Linked DNA regions of Mus musculus: region 2 is linked to region 1. The links are chromatin loops, found by intact Hi-C in ENCODE. Cell type or tissue: left cerebral cortex. All regions are shown on one strand. Links, peaks and the distances in the headings refer to the core of each region. The heading gives the core; the rest is flanking DNA. Region 1 overlaps Gm29683 (predicted gene, 29683). Region 2 holds the start of B130024G19Rik (RIKEN cDNA B130024G19 gene).

What was found. Hi-C counts contacts between places; a loop is a spot of excess contacts. Peaks named below come from ENCODE experiments on the same cell type or tissue, not always from the same donor. Only the 100,000 strongest peaks of a DNase experiment are listed, where the experiment ranks them.
Region 2: it touches region 1 in a loop (6-fold over the local background); 2 of 42 quality-filtered maps call a loop at or near these places.

Annotation. Positions count from the first base shown.
Region 1 is chr7:70,284,386-70,299,965 of GRCm38, reverse strand. The region is part of intron 1 of Gm29683 (predicted gene, 29683); the gene reads left to right. Among named protein-coding and RNA genes, the nearest start is that of Gm29683, 46 kb to the left of the region's middle. In left cerebral cortex, for the core only: no CTCF peak of the experiment used is centred there; no DNase peak of the experiment used is centred there.
Region 2 is chr7:70,364,615-70,380,194 of GRCm38, reverse strand. B130024G19Rik (RIKEN cDNA B130024G19 gene) reads right to left here and starts at 14,812. Exons shown (of 11, transcript NR_045850.1): 1 at 14,704-14,812. It also overlaps a transcript of Nr2f2 not described here. In left cerebral cortex, for the core only: no CTCF peak of the experiment used is centred there; a DNase peak (open chromatin) is centred at 9,805; H3K4me3 peaks cover 929 bases; H3K27ac peaks cover 818 bases.

The DNA of each region.
Region 1 (15,580 bases), core at 5,077-13,076:
TCAGTGTTCCAGGAGGTATTGCCAAGGTCTGGTTCGCCACCTTCAGGAAGTGCCTGCAGTGTTACTACCTTTCTTTCTTTCTTTCTTTCTTTCTTTCTTTCTTTCTTTCTTTCTTTTTCTTATAAACAATAGCATTTAATTGGCGATGGCTTACAAGTTCAGAGGTTCAGTTCATTACCATCGAGGTGGGAGCATGCCAGCAACCAGGAAGGCATGATACAGGAGGAGCTGAGAGCTCTACATCTTCATCTGAAGACCGCTAGTGTAAGACTGACTTTCAGGCATCTAGAGTGAGGGTCTTGAGCCCACACCCACAGTGACACACCTACTCCAACAAGGCCACCTCTCCTAATAGGGCCACTCCCTTCGCCAAGCATATACAAACCATCAAATTCCACTCCCTGGCTCCCATAGACTTGTTCAAACATATGAGCCTATGGGGGCCACAGTTAACCATAGAATAATGCAAAATACATTTAGTCTAACTTTCTGAGTCCCCTGAGTATCAATAATGTTACCAATGTTAAAAGTCCAAAGTTCTAGTCTCCTCTGAGATTCTTTCAATCACTTAATTGTAATCCCCAAAGTAAGACAGGAAACAAGCTGGGCAGACTCCAAACTCTGCATCTCCATGTCTGATGTCAAAGCAGTCTTCAGATCTCCAACTCCTTTTTAATCTTTGTTGACTGCAAAAGACTGCTTTCTCCTGGGCTGCTTCCACTCCCTGTTAGCAGCTTTTCTTAGCAGATAACCTATAGCTCTGACATCTCAAACATCTTGAGTCTCCAAGGCAACTTCAGTGATACAGCTTCTTGTTCCAATATCTAGGATCCACAGATGATCTTCAGGGCTCCTCATAAGGGCTGGTGTCATTTCTTCAGCTCTGCCCTCTGTAGCACTCTAAGCTCATGTTGATCCACTCCACTGCCCCTGCTGTTCTTGGTGATCATCCCATACGTAGTACTGGCATCTCCAGTACACTTGGGTCTTCCGCTGCAGCTAGGCTTCACCAATACCCTCTCATAGGCTCTCTTCATGATGTCAAGCCTCAAATTCTTTGCTCAGTCCTTGGCCATCAACTGCAACTGAGGTTGCACCTTCAGCAAATGGCCTTCCATGACCTCTCACAGTGCCTAGTCTCAGCTGTTCTTCATTACCCTGTCATGTTTTCAAAACCAGTACCACCTGGGTGACTCTTACACATTACCAAGTACAGCTGCAGCATGAGGTACAATAGTGGCTGCCACTGGCTCACAGCTTCTTTGTGCTCTCAAAAACACTTCCCAGAAGATTTCACCAAAGTGATGCTGGTCTCTTCATAATCACTGCTAATTTCTTAGCTCCAGCTGACCAGCATCAATTGCCCCAGTAGTCTTTTTCTCCTCTTGACTATAAAGCCAGAGCCAAATGATCAAAGCTGCTGAGTTCTGCTGCTTGTTCTATTACATTATCACCAGCTTTCTGTTTTCCAACTTGCTTAAGCTTGGCTAGCCTGGCATTAGCACATTTCTTTAAGCCAAAGGGCACTAGATCAGAAGACAATTTGACAATCCATTGCATACATACCTGAACACACTATGAACACATGATCCTTGGACTCCTTGAAGATTTACACTTCCAAGAAAACTTTGTGCTTCTGTGGTGTATAGTAATGGTCATGGTTTAAGTTTGCAGTGTATCCAATGTGCTCCTGTTACAAATGCTTGTACCCAGCTAACAGTACAATCTGAAGCTAGGTTGGGAGGCGCTGGTAGATGGAACCTTTACAGGGTGGGGACTAACTAGGAGAAGTAGGTCACTAAAGGTGAACTTTGAAAGGTTTACCTACCCTCAGTTCCCACACTTCTGCTTCCTGATCCACCTCAGTGGAAAGAGCCACCAACACAAGGCCTCCTGGATTGAACTGACCTATCAAAGCTTTCCTCCATCACTACAGTGAGATGAACACTCTGAAACTCTAAACCAGAATAAATCCTGCCTCCAAGTAGTTTCTGTCATATATTTTGCCACAGCGGCTGGAGAAGTAGCCGATGCCGTAATGTTGTTCCTAATTGCCAAAACCGGATTGCAACTAAAATGTGTTTCACAGGTGAGTGGACAAACTGTGTCAGTACAGACAGAGGGATGCTATTCATCAATAAAGAGATGAGTCAACAAGCCATCAGCAGACACAGGAAATGTAAAGTCATGGTGCCAAGGGAAGGAAGCCGACCAGAAAAGGCAGCAGAATGTAAGACTCTCATGCAAAAAGACAAAAGCATAGGGGCAGGGCAAACATCAGTTATTTCCATGGGTTGATGGGGAAAGACAGGTAAACAGGTAGAGAACACAGGATACTGCAAAGGGTGGAAGAACTCTGTATGTTACAGTAATGGCTGACACATGTGAACATCTACAGATCATACCACGCCCTCAGTGAGTCCAAATGTAAGCTATAGAAACCTCTCTCCAGGGGTAGTCACACACTCCTTTAAGCCCAGCACTGGAAAGACAGAGGCAATAGGATCTCTATGAATTTGAGGACAGCCTGGTCTACAAAGCAAGTTCCAGGACAGTCAAGACTACACAGATAAACTCTGTCTCAAAATCCAAAAAAAAAAAAAAAAAAAAAAAAATCTCAACAACCATATCACATGTGTCTTAGTTAGGGTTTCTATATTACTATGAAGAAAGACCATGACTGTGACAACTCTTACAAAGAAAAACATTTAATTGAGGCTGGCTTATAGTTTCAGAGGTTTAGTCCGTTATCATGGTGGCAAGCATGGCAGTATGCAGGCAGACATGGTGCTAGAGAAGGAGCTGAGAGTTCAACAACTTGATCTGCAGGTAACAGGAAAGGAATTGTGTGCCACTGAGCCTAGGCTTCAGCATCTGAGGCCTCAAAGCCCACCCAACAGTGAGAAACTTCCTCTAACAAGGCCAAATCTACTATAACAAGACCATACTTCCTAATAGTGTCACTCCCAATGGGCCAAGCATGCAAACGCAAGAGTCTATGTGGACCATTCTTATTTAAGCCATCACAATGACACACAGAAAATATTTAAAATTTCATGTGATATATATTTTCTAACAGTTGGGACTTCTAAATTAAAATAATTTGTGAATTGTTATGCGTACATCACACACTGTTTATATATTGAAAAAGGAATTTAAATGCAAAAAAAGGTTTATACGGAATTACAGTCATGTATATTTTTGCTATAACCAGTTTGAAATAATATTTAAGTTTTGCAACATACTCACACATGTATCATGATGTGGCCATGATGAAGCCTGTTGTATCAAAGCAAAATATACATATTAAGAGAAGCTGGAGTCGGGCAGTGGTGGCACATGCCTTTAATCCCAGCACTTGGGAGGCAGAGGCAGGCGGATTTCTGAGTTCGAGGCCAGCCTGGTCTACAGAGTGAGTTCCAGGATAGCCAGAGCTACACAGAGAAACCCTGTCTTGAAAAACAAACAAACAAACAAACAAACAAGCCCCCCCAAACAAACAAACAAAAAAAAACAACAAAAAATAGAAGCTGGTAGGAGAAAAATGTGACCTCTGAATCCTTCCTATTCAAGCTTTCTATCTACCTAAAACTGTACACACACACACACACAAACACACACATACACACAATACACACATACACACACATACCCACACATATATATACACACATATACACACACACATATACACACACACACATACACACACATATACACACATACACACACATATACACACATACATACACATATACACACATACACATACACACACATACACATACACACACATATACACACATATACACACACATACACACACATATACATACATATACACACATATACACACACATACACACACACACACACACACACACACACTCACACACTGAATGGAATGAAACCTAATGGCTCAAGTTCTCACACACACTCAGCACATACATTCAGTCTTTGTAAACTTTTTGAAATAGAACATTGCTAAGCAGAAGCAGTAGTGAAGAGGCAGGACCAGCAGCGCGCTTCCCTCTCCTTTCTACCTTTTTCATGTTTCTATTGCCTATTCAAAACAAACCAATTTTGGAAGAGTAAGTGCCTCTATTACATATTCATAGTAAGTTGCAAATATTAAAGCCATGTGGCTGGGGGTGTGGCTCCGTGGTAGAATACATGCTTTGCATGTGTAAGGTCCTGAGTTCAATATCCAGAACCCAAACAAGACAAAGCAAACCACTACACAAGAAAGAGGCCCCAACTTGGGAAATGCCCTAAGGCTATGCTTTCATGCGGTACCCATTTTTAATGGTGAACTTTTCGTGTCCTATGTTCCTGCTACATTAGGAACACCTTGCTGGGGAATGGCCCACTTGGGTAGGAAGTGGTGGGTGTGCTCAAATAGCTCAGGGATTTTTTTTCTCCCACTTCCACGGCTCCTACTCTTCCTAGCACCACACATTTTCCTTTGTTCCTCACTTTGGAAGGCTGGCTCTGGATGTCTAGTCAGCATTCAGAGGTCACTGGATGGAATCTATGCTGGAGCCCAGGGGCATAAAAGAAGGATGCATCATCTCACAAGGCGAGGGAGAAAGGAAAGCAAAAAGGAAGAAAGAAAAAGAAGAGGGAGATAGAGAAGAAGAGAGATTGAGAGGAACAGAGAGAGACTCAAAACCATTGTGATAGGTCACAGGGGGTAGGTCACAGTGGGTAGCTGTCCCAGCTACTTCTGAAAAGCCAGGTTTTGGTAGCTGGGTCTTGAAAATGAAAGGTTGCCATCAGATTTTCCAGCAAAGGACAGAGCTGGAATTTTGCCTGATTCTTCTCCATATCAACCTTGGAAGGAACACCACACAAAGAGACTAGTTCCTATCTGCCACCATTTTCAGCGTCTCCTCTACTGGGTCTGGTAGACGCATTAATCATTCAGGATGTCCATCTGTGTCGCTGTCATCTGGGCTGCTCCCTATGGTCAGAAAAGCAGCTGACAGGCAAATGCCAGACACTTGGCTGTTTGGGCCTTGAGTGGTGGCTGAAAGAGGAGTTACTTCTCTTTGCCTACATTTTAACGTTCCCTGAATCCAATTTACTCTCACAGAATTAGACCTTCATGCTCAGGGAGAATGGATCAAAGTCAGTTCCTTTTGGCTTCCTTGGACTAGTATAACTGAGTTTTAAATATCATCAAACAATGTCCACAGACACACACACACAGACACACACTACACACACACACACACACAGATACACACACACAGACACACACACAGACACACAGACACACACACACACAGACACACACACACACACACACCATTCTATCAGTAGTTATTTGAACAATTTGGTTTTCACCTAATCGGTTAATGAATGTTTGGTTTTAAACACAGAACTGCAGTGTTAGCCTGACCTGACTTCCTCCCACTGGGCCGGAGCACATCTCAACTTCACAGCAAGCTGCCACCAAAACTTCAACACAAGGGTCTTCAAAAGGCACACATCCAAATCACAGCAGAGTGAATACCAGGAAGTTTACTAAGCTAGGGAGTATTATTATCAAAATGAACCTTTGTTTAGGATATGTGGCGCCTCCTGGAAAGTTCTCCACAAAAATTGAATGATTGGTTCAATGTGAAGTTCTCCAAGCACCAGAAGTGCTGTGATCTTTTCAGATGACGTAAACCTAAGCAGGTGCTGAAGGCTGCTGGCTTCAGCATCCCTTCAGTGAGGAGTCTCTAACCGATCCTTCAGTTTATCTTTAAAAGTGCACCTAGAAAGTTTTAGTCCTGCTTGTAGAAATGAATCAGCAACATCAGAGAGTAAATAATATATCCTGACTCTCTGAACTCTCCTTCAGATTCTAAGACACATTTTGGGGTTTATAGAACATGTGAAGTTTGTGTGTGCCTGTGTGTGTGATGCACGAGTACGGTGTGCGTACCTGTCATGTGGAGGCTAGTGGAAGGTCTTGGGCGTTCTCTGTCACTTCCCTCCTTATTGTTTTGGCACAGAACCACTCACTAAACCTGGAGCTGGGCCAGCAAGTCGCAGTGTCTTCACCATGCTGGATGCTTTTTATGCTTTATCTAACTTCTTTGTTCTTAACGTCATCATTGGGCATCATTATTCCCATTTCCCAGAGGAAGAGAATGACCTTAGGGAGGGACCACCTTCACTGTCTTTGCTGTGACTGTTATGAACAACAGCAATAACTGTACTTGTCTCTGAGAAAATCCTCTTCTTCTGAAAAACATGACTTGAAGAATCCTTGAATACATTTATAAATTAAAAACTATTAATATTCCTATATTAGAGAGTTAAGTTGTATATTCAATGCAGTGCAGGACATTTTATGAAGTATAGAAGTTAGCTCCATCAAAGTCTTTGGATAAAGGAGAAGACATATTCTACTTGTGATCAAAAGACTAATCTTTTATATTTTTGAATATCTATACTTTTTGGGTTTTTTTTTTTTGAGACTCTGTGTGTGTGTGTGTGTGTGTGTGTGTGTGTGTGTGTATCCCTGGCTGTCCTGGAAATTGCTCTGTAGATCAAGCTGGCCTTAAACGCCCAGAGAGCTGTCTACCTCTGCCTCTCAAGTGCTGAGATTAAAGGTATGCATCACCACTGACCAGCCTATGTTTCTGGTTTTTTGCTACAAGGTTTCACTGTGTAGCTCTGGCTGATCTGGAACTCACTATATAGATCAGGCCGACCTACTTGTCTATGCCTCCCAGGTGTTGGGATTAAAGGTGTGTGCTGTAGTGCCCAACTAGACATTCTTAATAACCAGAGATAGGTGCTAACAAGATGGTCCAGTGGGTTAAGGGGCTGGTGACCATGTCTAACAACTTGTTTGATTCCCGGAAATCTACAAGCTGTAAGGAGAGAAAACCAACTCCCACAAGTTGTCCTCTGACCTACACATGAACACACAAATAAATGTAATTAAAAATATGCACCCCCCCAAAAAAGTGTCTGCAATTATATGTAGATTGTATTGTGTGTATGCATGCATATATGTGTGTGCCAACTAATGCCTACTTCTGTTCTTTAGTCAGATCAACAGGGTTTTCAATATTGTTACCAACATTTTTCAAGTTAAAGCAACCATAATTTATGTGATAGCAAAACACATGATAATAAGAGTATATTAGGGGGCCAGAGAGATGGTTCAGCAGTGAGCTCTTGCAAGAGGTCCTGGGTTTGGTTTCCAGCACCATATGGCAGCTCGCAACCATCTGTAACTCTAATTCCAGGGGTATCTGATGCCCTCTTCTGGCCTCTATGCACACCTGCACACATGTAGCACACACATGTACCTGCTACACCCAGCAATAAAACAGTCCATACACACACCTTCAACCTTAGTACTCAGCCTGTGTAGGCAGGAAGACCCAGAGTTCCAGGCCAGATTCAGTTGCACAATGAGTTTGAAACTAGCTAGGGTTACACAGACCCTATCCTAAACAACAAAGCAAAACAAAACAAAATCAAAACCAAGCAATAAGACATTAGATCTTGGGGTATTATAGTATTGTTTTCCTTATGCACAACTATCATACTGTATGATACTGGTAACCGCTGGGCATTACCCAGGAGGTGAAATTCAGCACAAATAAGTGAACTGGAAGAATTATCAATACAAATGATAGGAGACATGGATACCTCCATAAATTCAGTTATCACCCTAGGTAGTATGTGGTAACCTATGATGGTGTCTACTGATGACAAAGGGAATCTTCCTATTGGAATTGGGTATTCCCAGGTGTGTTCCTCGGTAACCAAGCTCTCATCGTCCATATTTAAACACATCCAGTTCACTCAAAGGGATTAAAAATAAGGACACTTTCTTTGAGAAAGAAAGGATGTGTGGAGATGTGGCTCATTTAACAATGTCTGCACAAACCCTTGCCTCGATTAATTTTATTTGTTGAGATTGATATGAGCATCTTATGGAAGGTGAAGTGACTTTCATCTGTGCATTAAGAGCACAATAAGTTCCAGGAGAAGTGCCATTGCATATGGCGCCACTTGGAGCCAAGAGGCTGCAGCCCCTTGATGCTTTGTGGACCTGTATCAATCTTTCTGCCCCAGCATCTCCATATCTCCTCCCTCCCTACCATATTCACATATGCACTGTCATCATGGGAGAGATGGAAGTTTATTCTGCATAAACAATTTGTCCGTTGGCCGTTCTCTGAGTCTGCCAACCAGGTTGCCAATTCTGATGTCGACACCTGTCCATTTGGAACAGGAATGAAAACAGCCACTCACTTCCTAGAAGCCATCAAACACCCTGTCTGTGAACAACAGCTCTCCCTTAACTGCAATATGGGCAAGACATGAATGGGTCACGCAGACAGATAATTGCTGATCAGATCCTTCAAGTCTCTCGGTGTCCTCGAAATTGAAACTTTCATATCCCTTCAATACAGTGCAGTTTGGGGGAGAGTCACCATTTTAGGGCTGTGTTATAAGCTGCTGAGGCTTCATCTTGGTTATGGAATTGGATTTCATTATCAAGACTTGCTAGTGAGAGGATAAAGTCAGTGGGTATTTTCAGGTGGTTTTCAAAATGACAGTCTCCTTGTGGAGATAATGCAAAAATTATGTCCAACCACATTGCAGTAAGATCCTGGAAAATACGCATACTTTCTCATGGAATCAAGGATATGTCTTACCAGCCCCCACTTGTGTGTGTGTGTTTGAGAATTTGAGTACCGGAGGCCCTTTTGACACTTCACCTTGTGCTTTCTCCTTTGTCTTATGGAACACTACCCTCGTCTTTGTGGCGGGACATCCTCCTGAATCTTATGTGGCAAATATTTTAGTCGCTGCTGCCAATGACTTGCAGATGACATGTCACCACTACAGTGAACTTTCAGAGCAGCCTGGACTCTGCCTTTGGGAGCTTCCTGCCTGGCAGAGGCTGGGGACTAATGTGGGTTTAATGTTGTTATGAACCAGGCAGCTGAGCCGGGCAACAATACGAGTCTGTTGGACATGTCTTCTGGGTTGTCACGTTCAATTTGCACATGACCTCCTGGCCAAAAAATGGGAAAGAAGTGGTAGAATGTGGGACTGAAAGCTCATATTATTGCTTTGACAGCTTCACTCATCTAGAAGTAATGCAAAATGCAATTTATATTTATACACTCTGACCTCCTGCACAGAAAGGGAAAGTATCTAATGATGGGCCGAGGTAGTGGAGGAAGAAACAGATCTCAGTACAGCTGGAATTTGTCTATGTTTCTGCTCTTCAACCATTCAATTACAGTCAAGAGACAAATGAAGCAGGGACCGTGTACTGGTGAGGTAGAGACACAATTATTTTATAGTGACTGGCTTCTGGCTTTGAGTCTTGGCAAGGGAGGCCACAACACGCCTTATTTCACTGGAGACAGATAATCTGCTTGCTCCCACCGGACAAAGGCCCTCTGCTTGTAGGTGCGTCATTATGCCCATCAGAGAGGAGAAAAGACACCAGCCAGTCAGTGACACTCCGGGTATGCACTTGGAAGTTCTTGAGAGAGGCTGACATGTTAATCCTATTAACCAAGATAAATCAAGTCAGGCCTGGTGGTAACTGGGGCATTATTCACTTTTGAGTGGAAATAGGCAGAAGGCAGAAAGCATCATCTTCTTTTGTGGATTGGGAAATTTACTGGCTTTTCCGTGTCCCTGAACAGCTTCATTTTGAATAGAACCCACCAGCTAACTGGGGGAATGAGGACATCATTGTCTAAATCGTCAGATAGGACCTGAGTACTCCAACTAGTGTTTTAAATGAACAGTGGTTTCTGTAAAAGTTGGCTGTCTGGAGCAGGGGAGAAAATTCTGGGCTTTTTGTAAGGATGGAAAGGGACAGAAGCAGTCAGCTTCACAAAGCTTGTGGCACGGCAGAAAACTGTCAAGCTACCACTCTTGGCTTGGGTGAAGAGTCTTGCTAGAGACCCACAGATCAAACTTGAGAAGAAAACAGAGAAGCGGGAACAGAGGCTGATGAGGTAGAAGAGTGTTGTAAAGTGCTTTCCCATGCTGCCATTGATTCATTTTTTTTTCTTCTTTAGGGGATTAAAAATAAATCTCTCCTGCTTAAGTTGTCCTAGATAGCAAACTTTTCTCTACTGTATCTCCCCATTACATCTCACTGCCTACTTCTTATGTAGAATGCTCAAATATCTTTTTTCAAGCTGAGCACAATGGACTCTCTGTGGAGGAATAGTGTATGAACCTCACTCTCGGACAGAATCAGTTCAGTTTCTCTGTTTTATCAGTTTAGGGCACACAGTTTTCCATCTCCCAGAAGGAAATCATCTGCGGAGTTCAGCTGGTCAATTTCTCGGGTTTCCCACATTTTGACAGTATTGATTTCAAGTCTTAGTAGCTTCTTGGTGCTAGTGAGGGTAGTGTGTGAAGTGAGAGAGGCACACAGGAATCAGATGTGTGTATGGGGTGGTGTTTATCTCCTTGGGGGACACCCAAGAGAGACATACTCAAGTATATCGTATGTACATTGTATGTGAGATGTACATGGTATATCAGAGATGTACTTATGAACACTAGATAAGATATAAAGGCCAGAAAGCCAGGGGACAGTGGGCTCTTATGTTGAATGAAGACAGTCTCACATCTACCCTCCTCTCATTGGGAACACAGAAAAGATGATCACAGTGAAGATGCATAAATGGGAAAGTGCCAATGATATGGTAACGCTTGTCACATGATTTCCTAACATGGCCAGCATCTCCTTTGTCCCAAAGACAAATTAGTAATATAGTTGCAGGAGCCCTGCTTTGGTTCCTCTTTCCCAGTCCCCTGTCCTCATTGACCTGAATTCCTAATTCTCCTCCCTTACCAGGTAATACCACCATTGACTCCCTAAACTCACCAAGTGTTGAAGGCACAGACACAATGTCTGGGAGACCCTGGCACCACCAAAACCCTTACTTAGAATATTCTATAGTGACTTCTGGAAGGGTTGGCCAGGTAAGAAGTGGTGTGGTTTCCTAAATACATCGAATTAGTTATGGTCAGGAGTCTGTGAAGACAGATTACAGCTCCAGCACCCACACCAAGAACAGGTTGTCCACTGGGAACACAAGCTCAGAGGCTGGGCACTTCCCAAGCAGGTGAGATTCAGAGCTCTGACCACCTTACCAATTCAGATGTGCAGTGGGGGACAGAAAACCATGCATAATTTTTCCTATTTTGATCCCGGGGTTATGGAAATACTTATAGGACAGTTTGGCCGAGGAAAATGATGAAGCATTTGATAACTCAGCGGGGTGGGGGTGGGGGGAGCTCCTGGGAAGTTGACCGTGTAGTAATCTTAAAATCCTTTTGTCCTTCCCTCCCTACTTAGCAAAGCATTTCTCTTCCTCAAGTCCACTTTGTCCAAAGAGTAAAGTGTAAACAGGGACTTTTATTTGAGGACTGCTTCTCAACAGAGTGTAGTATGTAGCCTCACATGTCCAGAACTTTCTCAGCACCGAGCTCCTTGATGAGGGTTGGACATAGATGCAGGTGAGAGACGCAGGCGCAGGCGTGGGGTGTCTAGGCATGCGACCCCTACCTGAGGCCTCCTAAAGTGCTAGGGGCTTTCCAAGTTGCTAGTTCTCTGCAGCCGGCCCTGCAGGAGTTAAAGCCCCAAGACAGACAAAAGCGAGCCCGCGGTGGCTCCTTTTCTCGGCTGTCAGCTGCAAATAGAACCGCTGCCCTCTGGACTTTAACTCCCGACAGAAAGGGCATTTTATTACAGGCTATGACAAGTTGCAGGGAGACCGCGGAGAACTCAATAAGAAGTAGCGGCGAGTGGAATCAAAAAACGCTCGGAATGTTTGGAAGACTGAGCGAAGATGGCTCCAAATGATAGGTGTGAGCGAGACTCAGGGTCGCGGCTGCCGACTGGGCGGGGTGGGAGCGGCGCAGAGACACAGCCCGCAGAGGAGGATCAGATCGCATCTTCGAGCCTTCGATGGCCTTGCAACCTATACCCAGAGCCCATGGCCTACAGCTCCCTCTCTGTAGCCGCGGCCTCGCTTTTGCAGCTGATTGTGCCATAAAAAGCTGGTCCTATGCCCTCCCCAAATTTGCAAATTTGTGTGTTTTTCAAAAGCAGGAGGGAAATGGAGGCTTCGCTTTACCGGGCTGTTTTCTTCCTGGTCCTCTGAGAGAACCTGCTTTTCTGTAGCCCAAGACCAGCCCTTTTCAAACTTCTTTTAGACTTTATTAGAATTATCCCCACTCCCCACAACCCCTCCTGAAGTTAGGCGAGCTGGCGAGAGGTAGGGAGAGAGAGAGGGGGAGGGAAGGAGGGAGGGAGGGAGGGAGGGAGGGACAGAGAGAGACAGAGACTGAGAGACAGACAGACAGACAGAGAGAGAGAGAGAGAGAGAGAGAGAGAGAGAGAGAGAGAGAGAGAGAGGAGGGAGGGAGAGAGAGAGAGAGAGAGAGGGAGAGAGAGAGACACACACACACACACACCAGAGCACAGACATTTTTCACTCCAGGTTTTTTCTGGTCTAGGGTCTTTCGAGGTCCTGATTTCTCAGGGCTGGGGAGTGTGTCCTTCTTCCTGCCTCCCACCCCCAGTTCTGAAAATGCTTTAAATCACCTATATCCCGTGGAGAAGCTGTCCAGACCTGTAGAATTTGCTCTGCTTAAAGTGCACTGTGGAGTAGGAGACCATGCCAGAGCACAAGCACCCCAGCTGGATGTGGATCTTGTAGGATTAGGGTTGGCCTGAGGATGGCGGCTCAGGTGGAGAGGGCTGAAGGCTCAAGAGACTTCTGAGGAACGCTGTAAAGCAAAAGGTGGGATGTTTTTATCCCGACGTCCGCCCCAGAATCCCTTCCCAGAGAGTCAGAGTTGGCGGTTGCCAAAGCTAGCCCCCTCGCCAAGCTCCTTTGCTTGAAGGGTCCAGCTCAACCCAAGCCCCAAGTTAGAAAGACTTTTGATACTATTACTCAGGGCGCTGTGCAAATTGTTACAAAGAAACTGCAGTTTCCCCTTTCCCCTTCCGTTTCCAAAACGCATGCAAGGGAAGTGTGAGCGATCTTGTCTAATTCGGTAATCAAGGCAGAGAGAGTAGATAGATACACTATAAATTCATAGCTTATGGCACACGTTTCCCCCCTTCCTGTGTCCTGCTTGGTAAAACAAAACAAAATAAAGCAAAATATAGCTGGAAGCTTGTGGGCTCCTGTTTAACTAGAGAAATTGAAAAAAATCCAATGTTTTAAAAGATTGTAGCTCCAAACAGACGGGATCTTGGACCCCTTTTCCAGGTCCCCTCCAGGACACAACAGATCAGTTTCCTAAGCCTGTTTTCTCAGCCCACCCCCACTTTTATGTCTGTTTTTTTTTCTTTCTTTTCAGAACCATTTCTTCTTTTTCTGTCAAAGCTTGTCTGATTTTGGTAAATAATAATTATTCGTACTCCCTGGAACCCTGTTACATCCCCTAACCACCTGCACCAGAGTACAAGCACACCCTCATCTCCAGTGTCTAACAAAACTCAAAGAAAGTTCATGTGGTTAGAACTGAGTTTGAAACAATGCCTGGGGTCCCCATTGTGTGCCGAATCACAGCTGCAAAAATGGATATGAAAATTAAATAGCCTCAAAACTAAGAGCATGAGGGGAAACACTCCACAAGACAGAGGATTTTTTTTTAATTATTACTAACAGTGAGGTTGTAAGATGAATGTAACAAGAACTATTGCTTCTGTCAAGATGAATCACTAGCAATAATTAGACCATAGAAAGAAAACTCTGTGTCTCTCTTCTTATGTTATTTTGTTAGAAATCTTTTAGAACCAAACAAATGCAGAAAAGTTGTTCTCCAAACGGCTGTTTACTGCTAGTGGGAACAGCTTTGTGAAATGGTGTTGTTCTTTTCATTTAAAAAGTAGCCTATGAAATAAAAATTTAAAAACCTGTTAAAAAGTTCCTTCAGTATTTTGATTTTGAAACCGGTTGGGAGAAAGACTTTGTAAAGGAAATGACTTCCTTGGCATGGTCTATGTAAATGTGTATCCTTAACTATCTGAGAGGATAATAGGGGCCTTAGAGGAATAGGAGCCAGGTTGGGGATTGTACTCTCTGACCCTGTGTGCATCTGGGGAAAGTAAAAGCAAAACTTAGCATTTAAGCCTGCCGCCCCTTCAATCTGGAATCTTGTTCTAATTTATACTCCAGAATGTAACTCCAGGCCTTGAGCTTTCATTTTCTTATCTGTGTCTATGCACCATGCCCTTCTCTTCTCCTGGAAAGGGCAAATTGTTGAAAGAAAGAGGCATACATCTTGAATTTCCCCCCATCCTTCTAGAAAGAAAATGAACAGGGTGGGGTGTGAGGCAAAGGCACTGGAAGCTATGCCTCTGAAAAACAGTCGTCCTGCGGAGAAAGGTCACCTACAGACAGTTGAAGAAAGAAATGTCATGGTAAGTGAAATTACTCTGGCTTAGGTGGTCTTATTGTGGGAAGGAGATGGGTAGGAGTAGCCCTTGGGAATTGTGTAATGGAGGCATGAAGTGGGAGCAAACTTGTAAGGAGCGATCATTGAGAATGGGATGCCTCCTCCAGTGCCAACTTTTGCAAACATTTCAAGTATCTTGCTGGAGGTCTGGAAAATGGGCAGCAAGAGAGCACCATTTGCTCTAGGAACGCTGTAGGCTGTTTCACCTCCATTGCTAAAACAGTTGGGGGGCATTTTGTTGTTTGCATTTCTCCTCTCTTCTGAGACTCAGAATAACAAACTCAAGTGGTTGCCCTCACCCTTGTCTATCTTCCTCAGCAAACTTGACATCACGGAAGAAACATGACATGTGGATTATTAAAGAGCAACTGGCTGACTTTTAACCCTGGGTGCATTGCTCAGACCCCATTACCTGTGCATTTATACCGGGAAGAATTACAGGGTATATGAGCCACAAAGAGGAGATGACAAAGCAGAGGTAAGAGGTTGTAAAAATATCAGGGAAAGCAGGATGTAGATCTCACCATTTTCAACACTTAAATGGATGAGTAATACATTTCAGAAAATTAATTGCTCCTTTAAGAAGGGGGGTCAGTTTCTAAGTCCAAGGAGAAAGAGATGGATTTGAAAAAAGTGCAGCATCTTCATGCTGACTCTCAGGCACTCAGTTTCTCAGGGTTAAAAAAATAAAACAAAACAAAAACTCTTGTTTACTTAAACAAAGTCTTAGCTTCAGAAACAAAAGCTATATCAAGGCATTTTCTATCTCTCCTTTTGGATACAACTTCTACCTTCATTCAGGTATAAGCACTTCTCAACTGGTGAGAAACTTTGTTGCTATGGGTCATGGTCCACAGATGGTGTTTCCTAAGTCAGAACTTTGTAAAACTGTAGAGAACTCAGAGAGTATTTAATTTGCGCTGCTAATAAAATGATAAAAATAGCAAATGGAAATCATTCAGATTTTCAGGCAAAAGTGTGTGTGTGTGTGTGTGTGTGTGTTGTACACTAATCAAGCCTTTATTATCTTGTGGGTTTGTATTTCTGGTCAGTTAGTGATGGAATAAAATAGGGAAGGATTCATCAAGTGTCTAGGATGTTC
Region 2 (15,580 bases), core at 5,096-13,095, 80 kb before region 1:
TGGTTGAACAGGAAGCATAATGAGAAATGATGTTTTCAGAGATGTATTGATTCATGGTTTGGGAGCCAAAAGAAAAGGGGTTCATGTCAGTGTTGTAACCAATTAGCTGAGTAAATTCCCCCATGCCTCTCCACACCTGGACTCTTGTTAATTCTGTCTGGAAAATACAGCAGCCAAAGGTTTTCCTCAACCATTTTAAATATTATGGTGTTCTAAGCAACCTTTCCTGCTTAGAGATTACTTAGCCCACTCTAGCACATAGTTCAGACAACCAAAGTTCAAAATGTAACTTTAACATATTAAATCCGGTGCATTCAGGAGGCCCAGGGCAGAGGACTGTGAGTTAGAGACCAGTCTGAACCTGAGACCTTGTCTGAAAATAAAGACAAACAGATAGGAAGAGGGGAGGGAGGGAGGGAGGGAGGGAGGGAGGGAGGGAGGGAGGGAGGGAGGGAGGGAGGGAAGGAAAGAAAGCAGGACATATTTATTTCTTAAGCTATATAGTATAACTCTCTACTGAGGATTTTTATTGGATTAATAAAACTTAGGAAGAATTTGGAGCTGATTCCAAATAAGCCGAGGCTGTGTGGAAATTGCAGACAAGCACCATGCTGTTTTGGGGGGAAAACACCTGAGCATGCATCGGTCCATCCCCACAAGTTATGGAGGAATGGCTACTCCATGCTCTTTAGAGGCAAAATGGATGGATAGATAGATAGATAAATAGATAGATAGATAGATAGATAGATAGATAGATAGATAGATAGATAATACAAGCAGGACTTCTTATACGTCTGAGATGTTTTTACTGACAGTGTCTGGGATGGCCAAGCTGCCCCTCTGACCTAGCCCTCACCCCAGACATGGTTCCTGTGTCTTGGCTGCTCTCCTCAGTCTCAGGAATGAGAAAAGTACACCGAAACACCATAGTCTGGTACACTGGATCTGATCATCCCAATTTTCAGAGGACAGTAAAGGTCAATGTAATGAATGGAGGTCATATACTGAGTAACTGGTAAAACTGGATTTTACAGCCAGGACTCAGGGCTGGGCAATGAAGCTCTGAGGTAAATTCCTTTCTCTGCAAGTGTGAAAGCCCTAGGGTTTGATCTCAAACACTGTGACGAAATACATAAATAAATAGTAAGTAAAGACAAAGAACTATTTTGCACTGCCTCAGAATCTGAGACATGTGCCTATTTGGATAAGAATGGAGATGTCTTGGTCCCACTCAGTATGATTCAAGTCTTCTTGCAATTAAACACCAGGACCTAGGATAGGCTACTGTAAGTACCTTTGCATTGTCCCCACTTTCCCCGAAATGTGAGTTTTAGACAATTCCTAAAGTCCAGAAGCCTCATTTTGTTCTCTTGGGTTATTGAAATAATACCAGTATCTATCAAAGAGGAAAACTGTGCTGAGATAAAATAACAGGTTAGTGTCATGTATGTATTAGTGTAGTATGTATTAGATGTTAGCTGCAATTAGCATTGTTACCATCTTTTAATCTCTATTTATATAATGACTCAGAGTGAAAGAAAAATCCATGAAACCTAAAAGACACAGTGACATAGTTTCCAATTCTATGTTTCCATTAACCCCACCACTGACTTTAAACAACCCAACCTCAGTTTACTCATCAGCAAAATGGGAGCTTAAAGAAATTCCTGAATGGAATTTCAGTAGACATGAAATGAACCCTCCTTGGGAAGGCACTCTGCAGATAGGAAGGGCTTTACAAACTACAGCAGTGGGAGGCCTTATTAAAACGTAATGAGCCCAAGGTTGGAAAGACTCTAGATGCTCAGAATTAATAAATAATAAAAGGAGATAATGACTTTGTCTTGCTTCTCAAATAAATCACCTTCAAATTGAGACCTGGAAGCTGAGGGTGGTGGTTCAGGTCTTTAATCACTGCAGCAGTGAGACAGAGGCAGGATGGTCTCTGAGTTTCAGGACAGCCAGGACTACATAGTGACAGAGTGAGGTGCTGTGTAAGAAGAGAGGTGATACAGATGTGGAGATGGGGACTGAGTTTAGCTTAATCATAGACTCCATGTATAGTCCAATAGAGGTCTCAACATATCCCCCAAATGAGCTACATGAAGCATCAGTAAACCATTAAAAACCTGTGCATGGCTATCTCGCACTATCATCCATTTAATCTTGTTCTTCTGTTACCTACCTAAACTCAAAATTCTCATAATTTCATTATAGGAGATCATTAGATAACTGTGCAGTCACAGAGTTTACAACATCAAATCCACTCTCGAGTTTCTTTTCCACTAAGGGGGCGGGGGGATCTAAAAAGTAAAAGAGAACACATTTGCCGAAATATTAAATGATGATTTCCAAGAAGCCTTCATATTCATTAAAATGCTGTCAAACTTCGCAGTCTGACCAGATGTCCGTTTGTGTGTGAACTTTAAAAATATATTCATTATTGAGCTATAATTCAGCATAAGCCAACGAAGACACACCTAGGGTGGGGGTGGGGGTTGTTTTGTGAGTGTAATTATTAAGGAGTTGGGGCTTAAAGGTATACGTCTATTTTAAAAAGAAATTTTCTGATTGCAGATAACTTCTCAATTTGATTTAGTGTCGAACGGTAGTGATGGGGTTGATAAGTGAGTATTCATCGGTAATTCATCTTGGGCTTGTGGAAAGTTGCAGCCATGCAGTGCTTTTCCAACAGTGACAAACCCTATTAATCTTCCTCAGACACATTTCAATAGGTGTTCCCATCTGTGGCCGACATCTAAACGTTCTGGCATCACTGGCGACTCGGAGACACCTTCATTTCAAGTTACACTAGTGAAAATGTGATACTAGATTGTACTCTCTTTTTTAACCTAATTCTCTCTCTCTCTCTATTCAATTAGCCTTTCTTGCCTGAATTTCCTGCTCATGTGTAACATCATTTCTCAGGGAGAACGCTCCCAGATTTTGTTTTTCTCAGGGATACACAGTCTCCCCCACAAGGACAAGGTTACCAACCAACAACTTTTTTTTTTTTTTTTTACAAATTAAAATTGCATAGATTCAGTTCTGACAGCCATTGATTGGACTCTGATTGTGTCTGTCCTTAGACAGTGGAAGCTACACAAATAAAGAGCGGCCGTGCATTGAGAGGGTGAGAGAAAGGAGAAGGCTATACAATCTATTTGTATTCAGATTTCAAATGCAATTTATTATTCTGAACTATGATGCTAAATTTTATGTGTGGGGGGGTGTCTGAAATAAGGAGAGTCCATTAGGAACAGTCATGTTTTCCCAAGATGGTCAGTCCTTAGATGGGAATCCCTCTCCTATCTTTCTGAGTCTGCTGAAAGAGCACCCTTCAAACTGGGAAATAAAAATAAACACGTTGGGGTACACCGTTTTACTTGAATCACTCTTACTTTCAGCAGCATTCTGTAACTACCTGCGAATTTAGTGTGTGTGTGTGAAGAGTGGAAGGATGCTTGATTTTGGATGGTACCTAAGTGTTTTCTAGAACCATGCACTACTTCATAATAGATTTGATCTCACCGAGAACGTGAATTTGAATAGCTTTTTTTTTTCCTTGTGTCCTTTAGAAATCCTTCCATAATGAAAAGTCTGTATACTCTCATTTTTGGAAAGCTAAGATACATCTGCATAATGGGAGAATTTTTGTCTCAGCAGCATTGAATGTGGTCGTGTGAAGTAGGGAGCTGTCTGTGTACACGAATAAACATGCATAGCTGCCTGTATTACTCTTGTGTATGCATGTGCAAACTATGAATTCTCAAAAGTGTCCCCCTCCCTTAAACAAACTATTTTTGACAATGAGCATTTAAGGTTGTTAGAGACCTCAATAACCTTATCGTAGGTGGTTAGCTTAAAGGTGCTGTACTAATAACTTGTCCAAGAGAAATTAAATCCTTATATGTCAAAAGCACTCTGCAGTGGATTATCTACAAGACAAGTGCTTATTGAATAAATGTTGGGACCAATTTCATTTTAATGTGAGTGACTGTATGTTTCAGAGATAAAAGGACTCAAACCTCTAACTGTTGCAACAATACACACACACAACTTGTCTATTTCTATTACTGTCTCAACTTAAAATATGGAATCTCTCTCTCTCTCTCTCTCTCTCTCTCTCTCTCTCTCTCTCTCTCTCTCTCTCTCTTGTTGTGGTTCTGAAGAGCAAGGGGAGAGATAGAAAACGGCTGGCATTCAGCCTAAAGAGAAATCATTGAAACAAATTAATCCTATGCCGTTTAAATTGACATGGTAATCCATCATCAGAGAAGGCAAACTCTGAAAGCAATCTCGAATCTGCCCTGCTCTTTCCCTGACCCTGGAGGCACAAAGACAGATAGGTGGTGGTGGGGGGGGGGGGGACATAGTCATAAAAGTTAGAAATGCCTGGAAAAAAATAAAATTGGTTCTATCAGCTCTCACTGCCCTGCCTCTTCAAACCTCCTTTGGAAACTTTCAACAGTTATTTTCTCAAGTTTGCGGCTAGGTAGGGTCCCTGTTTCCTCCTCCAGGCTGGCCATTGCTGGTGTCTTTGAAAAGTTCAGAAACTGAGAGTACTGGAAGTTATCCAGCTGTTACACAGAAACCCTTCCCAAGTGTTGGGGACCACTTTTGGAGGTAGATGGGGAATAGGTTTTGTTTTGTTTGTTGTTGTTGGGTCCTAAGTAGTAAAGAATGGAAGAGAATCTTTCCTTCAGTGATTCTTCCATTATTATTTCACATTTTGCATTTGATGAACAAGACAGTATAGTAATTTCTTAAAAGAAGACCTTTCTGACATTGCTGAAAAGAGTGAGGCACACCAACCTGCCTTGCCAATTGTCACTTTTTTTTTTTTAATTTTGGAAATAATGGTTTTCAAAGTTTCCTTCATCAGAAAGGCCTACGATGGCATGTTGTTACAATTTGATTTTCAAGGCAGAAATTGCATAATGCAGAACTGTGCCATATTGGTAAGTAGATGAGATGAAACAAAACCTTATTAAGCATTCAATTGTGGGGAAGAATTGTGGGAGGGAGTTATCAGGAGGGGCACAGTGAGGGGGATGTAAAGTGAATAAGTAAAAATACTAATTACATTTTAAAAAATTATTCAGTTGTAAAAACAGTGTGCCTGTATTTCCAAGAGACTGAATTCTAAGGGTCCCTGTCTGTCTGTCTGTCTGTTTGTTTGTTTGTTTTGGTAGGGTTTTGTTTTAGCTACCATATGTAGTATTACTTTGTTTATTTTGCTTGAAGGAAAGAGGCTTTAAACTGCTCATTACTGACTAGACATACAAGTCTGAATTAAAATATTACATAATATTTTATTTCATTATTTAATATAATTTATATAAACAATATAGTTTATATGATTATACCCATAAATATATTATTAACTTAATTATTAATAAGATAAAGTATTAATTAAAGTAAATAATATAATTTATATAATTATTTAATATAGATGATACTAATGTTTTTACTTCTATAAGCAAGATCATTGGAAACATTTTTAATTTCAAACATTTACTTTGTTAACAAATAAGACAGTAACTGAAGATAAATGGCCATCTAGTTTATTGTCAGAAGCAATAGGGCAGAAGTACATAAACCCAGGCCATGTCTGAGATATGCCCTATTTTAATGTATCTAAGATAGAGTTGCTTCAGTCTTATTAGGAAAACTTTTTTGTGTTGCTGAAACCTCAAAGCAAACATCTTATCTCTTGTCCATAATTAGAAACTTTATTCGCTGCTCTTTAGAGGGGCTCGATAATTCTGATCTTTAAAGTACATAAGGATAAAAGACATTTGCAGAGTAAATAGAAATAGTCCACAGCTTTCCGATTATACATTCATCCACACTACATCAGTGTCGATTTTAAGACTTGTTTAGAAAGAAGCAGGGGCTGGAGAGATGGCTCAGTTGTTAAGAACACTTGCCTCTTTTGCAGAGGATCAGAGTTTGATTCCCAGCACCCAAGTGGGGTTGTTCACAACTTCCTATAACTCTGGGTACTGGATCCCCTTTTATAGCCTCTACAGGCAGTAACACACACGTGCACAAAAATATGTATAAATATAAATATGCAGATGAGGGCATCCTTTTTGTCCAAACCCTGGGCATGATCACTAGTTCGTCAGTAACTGAAGACCACTGAGCTGTACAATCTTTGAAAGATCAGACAGCTCTCATTTGACTTCAACTTATATAAGAAATATAGATTTTTGCAAGATAATACATGATTTTGAAGGTCATTAAGTTAACCAAAATCACCTGGGGGTGGGGAATCAATGGGTAAGTAAGCTAAGTCTTTATCATCGGAGAAGACTATCAAAAACAAACAAACAAACAAACAAACAACTTTAAAAATCCCCCATGCTGAAATTTCAGGGCATTACATTCTTTTGAGTGTTTGGAAATGTAACCAACAACAAGAAACTATGCAACAGAATACTGCAGCATCCCTGAGACTAAATAAGTTAACATATAATAGGCAAAGATATAGGCTGCCTTGATTTTTTTAACTTCTTGTCTTTGACATTTGACATATGAGGTGATGTGGTCCTGTCAAGAAATACCCTGTGTGACATCTGTCACTAAAATCAATATTTCTTTCCTTTAATGGTTTCAGTTTTACTTTGAATGTTTAAAGGACAGTATCTCAATCAATTTATCATAGTCATGTATTTAGGAATCTCTTAAATAAAATTAACCAATGTATAATAAATTCCAATAGATGGGTAGGGAAATTACTGTTCCCTACCTTGTACTCCAAACAACAAGGCTAATGCAATTTGTTTTCAAACACTACAGTTTGCAAGCCCTCAAGATAATACTTTCCATAACCAAGAAATTAAATGTGATTTTTTAAAAATCCTTTTTACATTCTGTACAGGATTTATTTATTTTTAGCATGTACCTACTCATTTTCAAGGAAGTGGCCTTTGAAGAGGACAAATGAAGCTGATAATGTAAGTCCCTGGATGTTCTCTAGTTTAACACATAGTATTCCTCTACTATGGCAGCTTACCAATTTCTGGCTATCAACTTATTCTCGTTATAGCTGTGTATTGAAAGCAGGGTGGATAAACGTCCTAAAAAACAAACAAACAACAGTGAATCCATACATCCCATTTCTCCTCCTAAAGTTGACTTTGCTTGTGTAGTTAAAGGAATTTAAATCAAATGAATCCTCGTTTGTTGTGCTGTTGGTATTTGCCTGAAGTTCACTCATGCAGCTAATTAACAATATTAATTTTTCTGAATATTTTTCTTTCTAACACCTTCATGTAGCACTTGATACCATCAATTAGGTGTTTTGTTTTGTTTTTTTACATAGTAAAAATTAACTCTTGTTTTAAAGATAGCATTACAGGCTTTTGAGAATTAAAACATACAGCGTCCAACCATTCTTCTTGACTTTGTCCAGGTCTAAATAAGACCGGCTGCTCACATGATCTCAGATGACTTTGGAACTCTCTCAGCAGGAGTTAACTTGCAATGTAATGTTAATATTAAATTCATAAATAGCTCATACCAGGCTTGATAAAATGGGCAATGCCATTGTCGATAGTCCAGTATTTAAGATTTAAGTCATCAATGAGCTGGAAAGTACACATATACACACACACACACACACACACACACACACTATGTGTTCATGCACACATTACATAGCCTTGAATTTTACAATAAATATATCAGGGAAAAGATGTTCACTGTTTGCTTAAATACCCTGCCAAAGCTTCCAACTGGAAATCTGAAGCTTGCACTTTGAAGTGCCTTTCTGTGATTTTGCAAGCCATAATAGCATTACCCTGGCTGAGTTGCTTCTGCTTGTCTTCCAGCACTGCTGAATCCAGAGAGCTCATTCAGAAGTCTTTTTGCACTGCCTTCTGCCAGCCTCCAGGACCGTACACATGAGTGACAGCCTCTATCTAGTGTTTGAGTGTATGAACCTTTAATCCATCAAGACGCTTCTAAAATTGAGAGGGTACCTCCACCACATGCTTGCACCTTCCTGTACAAACCCCCTCATCTTGGGACCCATGGAAATGCCACCACACTGGAAGCCAGCTGAATATATTTTTCTAATCTCATCCAGACTTTATGGCTATAATTTGGCTGCTGACACAATTTTAAATTAGCTTTTGCTTCAATGAAAGAAGGTAAACCATATCTTGGGATTTGTTTGTTTTTTTTCTTAATCTCTCACACAATGATCATATATACATATACATGTTATTATAATAATATACAAATTGTAAAATATTGTTAGAGCGATTTGGGTGATCAGTTAAAGAGGGGAGGGGGAATTTACTCCATCCTATTTTCTTATTTCCCTAAGTCCAACTTCCTGGAGTTTGCCTTGACAGATGAAACTGTTGTCTTTGAATAGAAACCCCTGCTTGCAAGGCGTTGCAGTGAAGATAGGGTGGGACATAAGAGACAGGCAAAGTGCTCTAAAACCCTTACAGCTAAAAAGTGCATTTGTTCTCATTTCCTTTCACTCTTTCCCTCCCTGGCTCTACCATCTTTTCTTCTTTTTCTTCCTCCTCCTCCTCCTCCTTCTCCTCTTCGTCTTCCTCTCCTTCTTCTTCTATATCCCTCCTTTCACCCCTTCTTAAATCTTTGAACAGTTTAGCATAGTTAACCTTCATTCTGTAGCCAAGACCAAGAAGGATTAATGGAGACTAAACTGACACTCCTCCAGGTCATCGGTGCTGCTAGCTTCCAATGCAGGAATGAGAGAATTACTATGGAGGGAGCAGGAGGCTCACACCTGGACACACCATTCTAACCCACTGGGATTCATATTTTTAAAACAAAACAAAACAAAACAAAAAAAAACTTCTAGAAAACGGTTAATTGGGTCTTCAGCTATATTTCCTGTTGCACCGAAGGACATGCAGGGTAGCATGAATTTAATAGCCCAAGCTGCTAAGAACATTGAGTAATGGGAAGGTACACCTTTGACACACAGATGCACATAAAAACGTGTAAACGCATACACACAGTAGGCAGCTATCCGTTTCTTTTGAAAGACTGCACCCCCTTTGAAGGTCAGAAGCAGGAAAAGGGCAAAGACTTGTTCTTTTTTCTCATCTTGTGCCCTAACCCTCCACCTCCAAGAAATTAGAGCCTACTGGGTTGTTTGCAGCTGTTTCGAAGCTCTAAGGTTTGTTCACAGCAGCGAGACTCACACTTCAGAGTGAAAAGCCATTCTGGAGCCAGAACATTGCTGCTTAGCTTTGCGGAGGTTTTTTTTTTTTTTTTTTTTTTTTTTTTTTTTTTTTTTTACTAACTTCCAGTAAATTTTACCTAACGCCCCGTGAACTTCACTTTAGTTTCCAGTATCTAATCTTTGGGTCCTAGACAGGTCCCCACTGGCTGGGGTGGGACCTGATCCTGCTAAAGCTGATTCCCTCTCGCTGAGAAAACCCGCAGCCCTCCGACTTCCTTTGGTGCCCCTGCCTTAATCCATGGCCTTAGACTTCGTTCCACCTGCCTGAGAGCTGAGCCGCGAACCTAGAATCCACTGTTCTGCAAATTCCACGGGGGGGGGGGGGTGTCTCGCCACCCGGTGGCCGCCCTGGACACTGGGCAGATAGCATGGAAAGCCAAGCCATTGATGGAGCTGGGCTACTGGGTCCTCTTTAGAGATGCTAAATAAGACGAGAGATGGAGGTTGATTGAGAAGAAAGTTGTAAAAGCCTGGAGTGGCACCTAAAAGGAGTCTCCAAAATGGCAAGGGAAGAAAGCAATCCATCGGAGCCACACCTTGGCTACCTAGGCTGCCTCGCCAGACTACATGTTCTTGTCTTGCTTCGCATAAGCCATCAACTCCGGTGGCCACCTGGTCATCCCACTCGGGTGTACAGCGGATGTGCTCCCAAGCCTTCGGCCCGCGGCGGCCGCCTCAGCCCTATTTGCAAAGCCAGGCAGCAGAGTCCTATCTCTGGCTGCGCTGCCACCTTTTCCGTCGAGGGCAGAGGGACCGAGGCCTGCGCTTGAGCTCCCTGGCGATGGTCCGGCAGTCCCCCTTGGAGCTGGCTTCCTTCCTCTCGGCCCCGCCAAATCCCGACTAGTCAGGTCCCCCTTCGTCACCCCGGGGGCTTCTAATCACTCCGTATCGATTTCCCTAACTCTTTTCATCCCGTTGAAGACACATCTTAAAACACTCCAGCCCGGAGTGTGCTCTGGGCTTTATCCACACTAATAAAATGATTTACCCTGCTCTCTGCGCTCTCCTCACAGAGGAAAATCGTTCGAGCTCTGGCTATTTGTGTGTGATCAGTAAATATTTAGTGCGGTGACATCCTCAGCTAGGCGTCGGATCGATGCGGAGCCCACCGGGAGGTGTGCTCTCTGCGGGCGGGGCCGCTTCGGGTCCGCCGAGGGGACTTCCAGTGTCCTGGCCACCGGCCGCAGATTTACAGCCCGGGCGGGAGTTCCAGGGAGAGGAGAAATGAGGGGGGCAAAGCGCGTCAGGAAAATTGCCTTTTCAACCTTTTTACTTTTGACATTCAGTCACTTGCCCACATTGCCACTATCTCCTCCACACCTCCCCCATTCCTTCCCTAGGGCGCGCGGGACACCTCAGAGCCCTTTCCGGAGCTCGTGAGACGCGCTAGCTACCCTGTGGCCCAGGACCACCTATCAGAGTCCTGCGTAGCCACGCAGGGAGGCCCCAGCCCCTGCTTTGAGGGTCGTCCCCTTCGGGGCACGAAGCTCCTCGCCCGCCCACGCCTCCTAAGGCCGAAAAGAGGTGGAGAGCTGCTGCTGCGCTAGAGATCTGCCCCCCCCCCCCGCACCCTTTCTGCGACCCCTCCCGCTCTTTCTGTTCCTCCAGCATCTTGTTCCTGCTGCCAGTCGGACCGCGCAGGTCGTCGGGTGGGAACTTGACTTTCTTCTCCACCAGACGCCCCTTTCCTTAGAAGCAAAAAGGCGCTTAGTTGTGAATTGTTGAGAGGGGGCCTACTCTCGGCAGCTAGAGGGCTGAGGTCTAGGTAGCTACGGTGGCAGCGCTTACCCTGGGCGTGCTCACACAACTTCATGATTACATAGTCCCACCTTGACCGGGGCGGGAGGGGGGACCCCGGGAAGTGAGCTCGATGCAGAGTAGGACACTGCAGGGCTTCACCTTGTCCTAGGACTCTCGCCACCTGGGACTGCTAAATTACCAGAGTTGATTTTCGTCACTGAGGACTATCCAGCCATTCCTGGGGATGGGGGTTAGGGGGAGCTCCTCTGCTCTTAAGCTTGGGGGTTCGGGTCTACAAGTCTTCAACTGCTACCACCCACCCACCTGTTGTTAGCTGACCTGTTTTCCCCTCACCTGAGGCCTGGGCCTTTGCATTCCCCTGGGGCCCAGAGAAGAAGATGCAACTGGGCTGTGTCTTTGCACCCCTCCCCATATCTTAATACCCTCGCTGTTGTCATAACCATGGCTTTCTAAAACGCCATATCTGCAGAGTCTATCTTTATACTAATGCATACTTAATTGCTCTGTCTTGACTGTCCACATAAAACAATTTAATTAGGGTGGGGGGTTTGGTTGGATGATTTTTTTTTTTTTTTGGCTTTGGAGAGCAAAGAGAAGAAAATCTGCCCGACGCTTATTGTATTTAGCACCAATACAGGCAGAAAATGTAGCACAAGTTTTTGGTTGAAAGAGCACCTCTGTGTCCATTGAAGGGCGTTGATCCGAAAAGGCAGAAAGGACAAGTAAAATCGATTGGAAGCGACCCTCTCTGTCCTTTTCACACCATTCAGAAACTCCATTCCTTCTAAGACAAAGACCAGAGCCTTGGGAATTCACAGGGAGAAGGAGGACTCCAGTCTCACAACCCTTGAACACTTGTTTTTAAATCTTCAATATTTCACTTTAAACCTGCACTTGGTGATGGACTCCTGCATACCAGCTCTCAGCCCCCACCCCGGCCCCACCCTGGAGGAGCCATGGAATTTTGCCACCCCTCACCCTAACCCCATGCCCCTGCCCGATTTGGCCTTTCGGTCAGGCGGGCCTGCCTTTTAGGGTTAGTGCATCTCTCACCTTTGACCCTCAAGATTGGAATGGCTACCAGTGTTCTAAATTTGACCAAAGTTGGAAGAAAATGACCACAAAATAATTACTCCAAAGCCCAGTTCTAGTTCAGCGTCTGAGCCACCTTTCTGGTACAACAGCCACCTCCATCCCTATCGCTACCCCCCACCTTCTCTGGCAATGAATGCCCTAGTCACCTCTGAAGGAGGGAGCTGGGTGGCGATGAGTTGCCAGGTCTAATTGGTCTTTCATTAGGTTATCCCAGGCGCCCAGGCTGGGGAAGGTGGTCATCGATCAGACCTGGCATGAAAAGAAAAGGAGGCGGGAGAGGAGAGGAGAGGGCCAGAGAAGGGGAGGAGAGAGGCCCGGATTTAGATCACCTTCACCTGCCCAGAGCCCGGCCTCCCTGTTGGAGATCCCTCGACCTTCAACTAGGATGAAGGGGGCGGGGCAGAAGGGAGGGGGCATTACTGAATTACACACGTGGCCTCCTTCTAAGAGACAGAGTGCACCTCCTCTTCGGAGGAGTCCCACCAGCTATCCACTCTTTGTAACTGATGAGACAAACCGCAAGGAAAAACTTCTGTAGCCCATATTTATGGTATTAATGAATAGTTTAAAAAAGATTTACACTTCTTATGATCAATATTCTGAGTTATTTCCCTCAAAGTATATAATTACAGTGTCTTCAGAGTTTCATCATTGTTTGAGGTGGCAAAACCATTTGTAATTTTCATTAGCCAGTAAACATGTAATTAACATTCAGCACTGTGTTTAACTTAATTCCTGTTTAAGACAGGGACAAGAAGCAGTGAAGAGCGTTCGTTCCATTTGTCAAGTCTGACATACATCTTACCATAACAGTTTCCTAAAATAAAAGATTCATGTTTCCCCATTCTTCTCCTCTTAAAACAAAACAAAACAACAACAACAACAAAAATCCATTAGTTCAAACTGTACTAAACTGCAAGAGACAGCTCAGTCTGCTCTCAAGTTTTGCCAGTTATTGTATCTCTGCTTCTTTTACTCGTTTGGGGGAATTGATAAGGGGAGGGGTGAATTAAGTATTCATTATTTAAAGGCATGAAATAGGGGAACCCCTCCTCCCAAAAGAAATAGATTTCCTCTTCAGGAAAGTTCTAGAATGGACAGTAGAAAGGGGAGGGAGGCACTAATCCACAGGGGAGAGGAAGAAAAATCATTGGGGAGGGGGGACTTGAGTTAAAAGTAGAAAATGAGGATTCCAATTGATTCCTAGGAAAAAATGTTGGCCTCCTGTTTCAAGTTCTATCTTTGATCCAGGGTGAGAGGACCGTGTCTGCCAGTCTTAGGCTGCAGCTCCCCCCCCCCTCTGGTTTTTCCCCCCCAACTTGCTTTAGGATTAGCTTCCATCCCTCTCAACCCCAAATGGTGGAATTTGGCTGTGCCTCGGGGTTGTCCTGCTTTGCAATATTGCCTATAGTTGTTTTCGGTTTTCTGCTAAGACTGAGCCGGGTTGCTCCAGCCTCCGACTAAACTCATTAAGTTGGGAGATTTTTTTTTTTTTTTCAATTGGAAGGGTGTTTTTAAAGTCTCCTCTTTCCAGCCCCAAACAAGGTGTAACAACGCACTCTTCCTTCTAAGGCATCAGATGAGAGACAAGGATCACTCCAGACAGCTCCTACCTACGGTTTGGGGTTTTTTTTTCTTAAAGGCGAGGCTTGCATTCCTCAGCAGCTATGTACAAAGCTCCCTGAAGCTGTCTCTCTCTCTCTAAAGTTAGTGTGCAGGCTTTTCCAACGGCTGAGAGCGCCTGGTACACAGGGAAGCAGTTCCTTGAGGTGGAAGATCTCTTCTTTCACCTTTCTTTTTCCCTGCAGACTAATGCCTACTTTTTTATCAGTTTGCACAATCGCTTAGATAAACACCGAGGAGGAGAGTCTCTTTAATTATCAAAGACACATCTTTTCAGGGGGCCAACAAAGCATTTATTTCACCCGCCAAACTAAAGGAGAGTTATTCCAGTTTAGAAGGAAGATGCAAGCGGTTTGGGACCTTGAACAAGGCAAATATGGTTTTGGTATGTTTGCTTACTGTATTTTTTTCTCTTTCTCTTCTTTCTCACTTTTCTCCTTGTGCTGTGTGGGGTTGGGGATGACTTGGGGCTTTTCAGAAAATCGCTTTGCTAACGTGTATGCAATGCCTCGGACTGTGGTTGAAGGGGTCTGGGGGAGGGTGGGGGCAGTCAATTCAGTGCGTTGCCATATTTTATTACATGTATGTGGTAGCAGAGGTGGAAGGGGGGGATACAATTGCAAAGCTGCCAAAATATGATTAAACCGAAGCATAAAGACTGCGGTTGCCTCCCATCTCCTCGTCCTGTCTTCTCAAACTCATTTCCTTCCATAGAACTGACTGAAAACCAATCCTATATGCCTGGTTTTCCAAGCAGCAGATTGTCTAGGTTTGCTAGCGAAGGGGCTGCTAGGCTGGCTTTGGGTATCAGAATTTCCTGTTCGATTTGCCTCTGCGCTTCATTTTGCAACCTTGTGCAGCTGACATGCAGGCAGGCAAGCAGGCAGGCAGGCAGGGACCAAAGCCTTGCCTGGCGCCCTCGGCCGCGGTTCCGGAAGGAGAGCGCTCTGTTAAGCTAGGAGAATCTCAAGGAGAAGGGTACTCACCATCGGGCGGGGTGGTGAAGCTGGCGTGCGGATTTCAGGCAAACGTTTACCTTTTTGCTGTCTATTGCAACTGCGCCGGGCTGACTTTAGAAGCAATTCTGTGCTCTGTGCAAAATGTTCATGGAACGGTTCCTCATTAAAAAAAAAAAAAAAAAGCCAGCGAGAGAGACGACAGAGGCAGAAAGAAAAAAGAGAGGAGGGGTGAGGGGGACGCACATAAACCCAGTTTCAAAAAAAAAAAAAATCATCTCTTCACTAGAGACTCCGGAAACGTAGAGGCAGCGAGATCCCAGCACAGTCCAACCAAGCCACAACCAAATAATTTTCAATCCTGAAGAATTATTCAGATTAAAATGTACAGAAGTTTCATTCTCCTATGCCTACGTGAGCCCCAAGTCGTTTCCCTTTAAGGGCTCCTTTTCTTTTAAAGTTGGATTTTAGGCAGCAAGGACTCTTACACTAGGGGGCAGACAGATACTGCACTTACTTCAATCTTAAGCAATTTTTTCCCTCCCAGCATATGCTCTGATTTAGCACTGTAAATTTTTCAGAGGACCCAACTCTGACAGCCCCTGGTGATTTTCAAAGTACCACAAGCCAGTGGTTAAAAATTGCATTGACTTGGAAGTTCAGAGGGACACAATGGAAGCCCCTTCTCTATTCACGGAGCTCCAGTGTGGTGGAAGAGAAAAACACACACGACTAGATTGAGGGAAAGGAGAAATTCAATGGATCCTGGATTCTACTGAGCTCAGAGTTAAACTCGGAATTGCTGGGGTCTGTATTCATATTGTGATTTAATCTGTAAAGAATTACAGACTAGCCAACCACTTTCTGCAAGGAAACCATATTCCTGGGAGCTGAGGATATATATTTT